Linked DNA regions of Homo sapiens: region 2 is linked to region 1. Evidence: chromatin contacts called from ENCODE Hi-C or POLR2A ChIA-PET data. All regions are on one chromosome and are shown on one strand. Each heading gives the region's core, a stretch centred on a gene start or an enhancer-like site at or near the end of the contact. The rest is flanking DNA. Distances are from core to core; before and after follow the strand shown. Region 1 overlaps SLC7A8 (solute carrier family 7 member 8). Region 2 holds the start of HOMEZ (homeobox and leucine zipper encoding).

What was found. A loop is a pair of places that touch in the nucleus more often than their neighbours do. ChIA-PET counts read pairs that join two places held with the same protein, here RNA polymerase II (POLR2A). Pooled maps may share reads with other maps.
Region 2: POLR2A ChIA-PET joins it to region 1 with 11 read pairs in activated T-cell. The contact joins the promoter of HOMEZ here to the enhancer-like site in region 1. A Hi-C loop is called at or near these places in 6 of 50 pooled maps. POLR2A ChIA-PET finds 5 or more read pairs at or near these places in 9 of 52 experiments (A673, GM10248, MCF 10A and 6 more).

What each region holds. Positions count from the first base shown.
Region 1 is chr14:23,158,746-23,162,389 of GRCh38, forward strand. All of the region lies in intron 3 of SLC7A8 (solute carrier family 7 member 8), which reads right to left. Among named protein-coding and RNA genes, the nearest start is that of SLC7A8, 23 kb to the right of the region's middle. Within about 2 kb of position 2,395, at least 22 of the 41 ENCODE cell types and tissues checked have a DNase peak (open chromatin) inside an H3K27ac peak, as active enhancers do.
Region 2 is chr14:23,283,863-23,287,465 of GRCh38, forward strand. It overlaps HOMEZ (homeobox and leucine zipper encoding), which reads right to left and starts at 2,270. Exons shown (of 2, transcript NM_020834.3): 1 at 2,051-2,270. The coding sequence starts at 2,090. RefSeq lists a silencer at 2,000-2,409 and an enhancer at 2,500-2,779.

The sequences.
Region 1 (3,644 bases), core at 1,145-3,644:
AGTCAATTAATCAATATGTCCAGCTGATTCTACTCCTAAATCTTTCTTGTTTTTGTCATCTCTCCATCCTTGTTACTTCATTCTTAGTTCAGGCTACCATCTCTCTGGCCTGGACAAATGCCTAGCCTGCTTGTCTCTCTGCTTCAAGTTTCAGTCTTTTCTTTCCCAAATGTGAACCTAATCATGTGACTCCTCTGCTCAAAATCTTTCAGTGATTCCCTGTTCCTTGGATAAAATCTACTTACCTTTCAACATTTAGCTCAAGCTGGGAGCCTTTCCAAGCACTGTCTTCCCAACTTTGAAGCCCCGTTCTCTGTGTTGCCCACATTTTTTCCCCATCACATTGTATTGTAATGATGTGTTTTTGCATACGATTCTCTTCACTAGACTAATCTTTTCTAAGACTCTATAAATCATACCTTATCTCCCCTTAGTGTAGGAGTTCAGTATGGTAATTAGCTGATGGATTTTTTTAGTTTCTTTCTCTTTTCCAAAAAAAATCTGCTTACAGAATAATTTTCATCTTAATGCATCATAAAAATGAAAAATGAGATGTTAGTCAAACTGTCCATTGAGTAAAAATCAAGAGATTTTCAATACATTTAGATTTTAAATGCTGGCTAGTTAGAAGGCGTACAGAGAAAAATGGAGTCTTGGATATATGGGAATCAAATGTAGGCCAGTCTGTATTTGTCTGAATTCATATAAACGAGGCTGATCGGATACCCGAAGAACTCTCTGGGGACTAGGGAAGGGCAAGAAGGCAGTGCTGCCCAGGTATCTGAAGGAAAATGTTTAGTGTCTGGGGAGGAGCAGTTTGGGGGTAGAGAATGTGAAGGCTCAAGGGAAAATAAACTGAGGTTAAGGGATTTAGATGATAGGAAAGACTATTGAATGCTCTGAGGTCAAGGGATTGATTAAATTTGCAAGAGACTTGCAAAACAACTCACGAGTTTCTCTGTGACAGCATTCTGCACCAGGCAGTTGGAGGCTTTCTGCAGAGGAATTGCAAAGCAACTCAGGAGTTTGAAGCAACACATGAAGTCCTTTCCTTTCCAAATAGCTCAAGGAAGAAGAGCTATCTGAAGCCCTGGAAAAAGCTAGCCTCTTAGGAATCTCAGTAGAAAGATAGAAAACAAGATTAGAAGCATTTTTTCCTTGAGAGATGCATACAGGATATTTCTTTCTCCTGAGGGTGAGGAAGGAGAAGGAACTTCTTTAGGTCAAGACATTCAGGGAGAAGTGGGGAACTTGAATAAAAAGAATTGATTCCACTTCAGGTGCTGGACATGACTCCAACCCCAAATGAGAGGAAGGAGGCCAGGAGGGGACTGAATGAAAGGTGATCCAGTCTCCAAGAGAATGGGGAGCAAACGGATCCCAAAGGAAAATGCAGAGTTGCACAGATGCACAGATGGAAGCCTGGGAAAGGGTGTCCCCTGGACCCAGTGCTTCCTCTGGATCATTGTGGATGCTTTGTTTACAACTAGAGACCCAGGTAACAGCCAAAAGATGTGGCTACAGGATAAAACGGCAAGCTGTAGGCCGGGTGGGGGTGGCTCACAGCTGTAATCCCAGCACTTTGGGAGGCCAAGGCGGGTGGATCACGAGGTCAGGAGATCGAGACCATTCTGGCTAACAAGGTGAAACGCTGTCTGTACTAAAAACACAAAAAATTAGCCGGACGTGGTGGCGGGCGCCTATAGTCCCAGCTACTCGGGAGGCTGAGGCAGGAGAATGGCGTGAACCCGGGAGGCAGAGCTTGCAGTGAGCCGAGATCGCGCCACTGCACTCCAGCCTGGGTGACGGAGGGAGACTCCGTCTTAAAAAAAAAAAAAAAAAAGGGCACGCTGTAGGAATAACCTGTCAGTACATAGGTCCATGCAGCCAGAGTTGTACAGTAATAGATGCACTTTATTTAGAACTATCCACTAGGACTGCAGCTACTGGCCAGCGGCTGATGATAAGGGCGGCTATCGCTGCTGGCTCTATATCTTACTTGGATCTTTTATATGGGGAATATAGTCATTTACTCATGAAATAATACAAAAGGAGAAAAACACACAAGCAGATCACAAAAGGTATCAAAACCAAGTTCTAACACTTCCCAGTCCCCTCCTAACTCCCTCCACTCCCACTAATATACTTGTTCTGGAGAAGAGAGAAAGGCTTTTTATTTAATTAAAATGTAAAATACTTTCTCTCTCTCTCTCTCTTTTTTTTCTTTTCTTTTTTTACTGCTGGGTGGCTAGGGATATTCTGCTGACTCAGCAGTGAGTAATCAGCTTTGACCTAAATAATAGAATAACTCGAAGTGGCAGCTGCAGTTGCATAAGTGTGATCCAAGTCTGCAGTTCCTTCCCTCTCCCTCTCCTCTCCCCGACCCGCTCAGGATCCGGCAGGCAAGCCAGTTTCAGCAGGTTCTTTCCACCTCTCCACCCCCACCACCTGGCTCCTCCCAACTTCATTTCTCATCAGTTCTCCTCCAAAACAGCCCCACCATGGAACCAGACTTGGCCTCATCTCCTCCCTCCCCCAGCAAACCCTCGCCACGGGCTTTACCACACAGGCTCTCCCTGCTGGGCCCTGTGCCCTGTCCTCCAGTGCCCTCCATTATACACCAATGACCTCTCCACAGAGGGTGGCCTTTCCTCAAAACCTCTCGCTTCACAGTCATCAGCATGTCGCCACAGGACAGCAGGAAGCAGAGTTCCCCATGTGCATATGTTTACGCCACACCGGAACTCTCTACTGCGTCTCTCAAAAGAGACACAGGCTGGGCTTATTTTATGTAGCTGGCTTGCCTGGCCCCTGCTAAGAGGATGAGGAGGGCTGGATGATGGTGGGGGTAGGTGGGTGGGTGGGAGGGGTGCTGGAATAAAAAGTACCAGCATTTAATGAAAGATAGCGTCTACCAGTCGGGCGCAGTGGCCTCACTTTGGGAGGCTGAGGCGGGTGGATCACTTGAGGTCAGGAGTTTGAGACCAGTCTGACCAACTTGGGGAAACCCCATCTCTACTAAAAATACAAAATTAGCTGGGCATGGTGGCTTATGCCTGTAATCCCAGCAACCTGGAAGGCTGAGGCAGGAGAATCGCTTGAACCCGGGAGGCGGAGGTTGCAGTGAGCCAAGATGGCGCCACTACACTCCAGCCTGGGTGACAGAGTGAGACTCCATCTAAAAAAAAAAAAAAAAAAAGCATCTACCAAGCCTTCCTGACAGCTTGGTTCTTGTTTTACTGAATACCGTATGAGAGGATTGGATGCTTATCTGGTATGGCCTGCCATAAAATTCAAAAAAAGAAGAGAGGATTTGAGGGGCCTATAGAAGTGGATTAAAAAAAAAAAGTATTCAACAAACCGGAAAACAGAACCTCTGTACACAGACTCAAAGCAGCTGGGAGTGTCAGGTATAAGGAAAGGGAGAGAGGAAGTTTGTTATAGCTAATGCATGTACGTGTGCACCCTGCCGGGCAGAGGGATGGCAGCTCCACATGGCCTTCACAGCTAGGAGGAAAGGGACACTGCAGCGGGACAGGTGTGGAGCTGGTTTCCATTTCCCCTAAAGGAAATAAGGAAGACTACGCTTGGGAATAAGAAGGATTTAAGATTTTTCTGCTTATGAAGGTAGACAAATATTTGAA
Region 2 (3,603 bases), core at 1,020-3,519, 120 kb after region 1:
CCAGCCTGGGGGACAGAGTGAGACTCTGTCTCAAATAAATAAATAAATAAAAGTGGGAGATGAGATATGATCCTTTAGAATTCCCTAAATCTTTATTTAGAGACAATCTGAAGCACTCCTGAAATGTGTTTGGGGATACAGTTTTAAGGGCCTTAAAGACTTATAGTGATATTCAGCTTATATGCTTCTTAACTTTTTAGTTCATGAACCTCTTTGAGAATCAGACAAAAGTTACAGACCCTCAGAAAGTTATGACTAACCTTCCCAAAATAAACATTCACACTTACACAATAAACTCAGGGGCTTTAGTTGCTGCCAAGAAGCCAGGTTAAGGCTTACTGCCTCATATCCTTCCAACTTAACAAAGGCAATAGTGATAATCACTTAAAGATGAACAGTTTGATGTGAATGAACGTAAAGAGTTGATGGAATACTCAAGAATTCAAGTGCGTCTAGAAGGGACAAAGTATTTGTGATATTAGTTGGAAAGAGTGGAAGGGAGGGATGCTCAACTGGGCCAGGAGCCTGGCTTAACTGAGCCACTGGATTACATGACCAATACCCACAGTACACTGGAAACTAAAGGCTAAGTAGGCTGCTACTAGTGCGCCAAAATCATCTGCTTCATTCAGTTGTCCTGTGTCCTGGGGCCAGTTTTGTGTGATTACAAACCTGCTTATGTCCATATTTTTCAGTGTCTATATAATAATGTAATTAAACCTCATGTTAAACCTATGAAAAATCACTGCATTAAAAATTGTTTCTTCAGGAATACTGATTTTTAAAAAATTGCTCCTATGAAAACTAAGTCAAATGTTTTGGAGAGACATAACGCAAGGAAGAGTATGCATTTTAAAAATTGTTGAGTTGGGAGTGAGCAAGACAACTGTAAAAGATTGAGCGGTGGGACTTAATCTCAAAAGTACTCTGCACTCAGAAGTGTCTAAATTCATACTTCACTTTAAATAAAGCAAAACGGGAAACCAAAGATGATGAAAGTGCCTGAGTGGCTCTCAGACTGCACACTAGAATTACCTGGGAAGCTTAAAAACCAGGCCACCCTCCTTCCCATTCAGGTTCAATAGTCTGTACTGGGGTCCAGGCATCCAAAGTTTTTAAAAGTTCTCAGGGTACAGCCAGGTTTGAGACTCCCTGTGTAGTTAATACTGGAAAGAGAATTGGGAACTCTGAACAGCAGTCTTAGACACAAAAACAGTCTCACCACTACATCAAAAGATTGGTGAAATGGATATACTTTTAATTATAATGTTTAAGATATGTATGCATTATCTTTAAAATTCCCAATCTGGCTTTTTCAATTACTACCAACTAACCGAATCATGTAATATAAAAGGGCTTCAAGTGTATGATGGGAAGGAGGTTCACATGACAAAAAAAAAAAAAATCTCCTGATAGGGGCCCACATTACCAAACAGGTCTCAGCTTGAGTCTTCTTTCAGTTTAGGAGTCTCAGAATAGGACGCAACACTAGGAACCCCAGAGGACTCAGGTTCTCAGTTTCCTGGTTGGTTCTCTTAGTATGGCTGGGTACGGGAGTCAGAGGGGCAGTTTCTTCTAAACCTTTCATTCCCAAAGGCCACTGATCCCCAGAAGCAAGGCCAGGTTCTGCACGTGTGTTGAGGTCGCCAGGAGGTAGCCGTGGGGGTTGGGGGTTTGTGTGGCGGGGGGGCCTGGGAAGGAAATGTTTCTCCTATCCTCCATTTCACAGGCAGTCCAGAAGGCTCCGAACTGGGTCAGGGAACAAAAAGTTATTGCACTTGGGACGATAAGCCCCATGAGGCAGGCGAATCTCAATCCTACTCTCGCCAAGGGCGCCCCAACCCAACCTTCTTGCCCTCCCCTACACAGACACTCACCCTCCCCTAGTTACAACAGGGGAGGGAACCGAAAAGTCCAGAGGAGAAAAAAGAGAGAACCGGGCCACTTCGAACCTAGAATTATCCCCCCACCAGCGCGGGGATGGGGCTCCAGAGGTGGGAGACCGTACACGAGCTGGGAGGGGAAGTCCAAGGGGCTGGGGATCACTCACCGCAGTCCAGCCCGGGCGGCGGCTCCCAGCCTCGCACCATGGGCCGGGGGGAAGTGGGGGAGAGGGCAGGGGGCCTCCGAGTGGGAGTGGGGTTGCTGCCCGGTGCGGCCGCTCCGAGCCCACCCCAGCGATGGCCGAAACCGGGACTGCCCCCCCCACCGTCCCCGGGAGCGCGCCGGTCTACCCAGCCCTGCTCGAGCAAGTTGGAGGCGGGGCGGATGGGTGGGGTGGGCGTCCAGAGGCGGTGCCAAGGTGGCCCGAGTCCTGATTGGTAGGCGCAGGCGGGCGGGCACGGGCGAAGCGCACTGGGCTGGCCATTGGCTGCGTGGGTCTCGGCTGAAGTCAGGTATTGGCTGCGTGGGCCTCAGCTGGGGTCATCTATTGGATGCGTGGGGCAGGGAAGATGTCCCCTGGGGCCAAGCTGCAGTGCATGGTACCTCCCCCTACCGTCGACCTATCGGCGCCGGACCTTTGGAATACACCGGACCAGGATCCTTCCGAAATTCCCCAAGGAGGGATACTGCACTTTGCTGAACTGTCTGGACCGCCAACAACTCCCAATTTGTTTCCTTCTGAAGGAAGCCCTCCAGGAAGACCTTTTCAGTGCCCCCTCCGGAGCCATACAAACGAGCTGCGCCTTTCCCAGCCGAGAGCCCAACCGCCACCAGCAGCGTCAGCTGTAACAAAGCGCCTAAAGCAACTGGGAACTTGTTCTCGAGAGGGATCAGATGTCTTGCCACCCGGAAAGACGAGGACCTTAGGAGCCTGCGGGCGACTTAGGCCGTTCCCCGGGTCAAACTGGCACCAGACAGATGTTCCCAAAGACGAAGTGCTGGAGCAGTCACCTCATTGGGACCTACCAGACCCTCAGGCTCCCCTCCCTGCCCTAGAAAAGAGGACGCGGAGCTCTCCATAGTATTTGTTTTTCGCTAGCTAGAAAGGGATGAAGACTGAGGTGGGAGAATGACTTGATTTCAAGAGTTCGAGGCCAGTCTGGGCAACATAGCGAGACCTTGTCTCAAAAAAATTTTTTTTAACTTACAAAAAGAAAGGGATGCCAATAAAATGGACTTCAACAAAGCAGTATCCCACACAGTATGAAGTTATGGGCCAAAATTTGTATTTTAGGATTCCCCATCTTCTGTGAGACAGAGTAACAAATGTAAGAAGACAGGCTTGCTCAATTCTGTTTGGCAACATAATTTCACAAAGCCTCTGACTCTGACGTCTCTGGAAAGATCCTTTGAAGACAAAACAGGATAGGGCACACAGTCCTCTATGTCTCTTGCCTGAGTCGCTATATTCCTTAAAAGATAAATGGGCTGGGCGCAGTGGCTCATAAACCTAATCCCAACGCTTTGGGAGGCCAAAGAGGGAGGACTGCTTGAGGCTAGGATCCAAGACCAGCAAGGGCAACATAGCGAGTCCCTGTCTCTACAGAAAAATTTAAAAATTAGCTGGACTTGGTGGCATGCACTTGTAACTACTCAGGAGGCTGAGGCAGGGGGATCATTTGAGCCCAGGAGTTGTAGGCTGTAGTGAGCTATGATTGC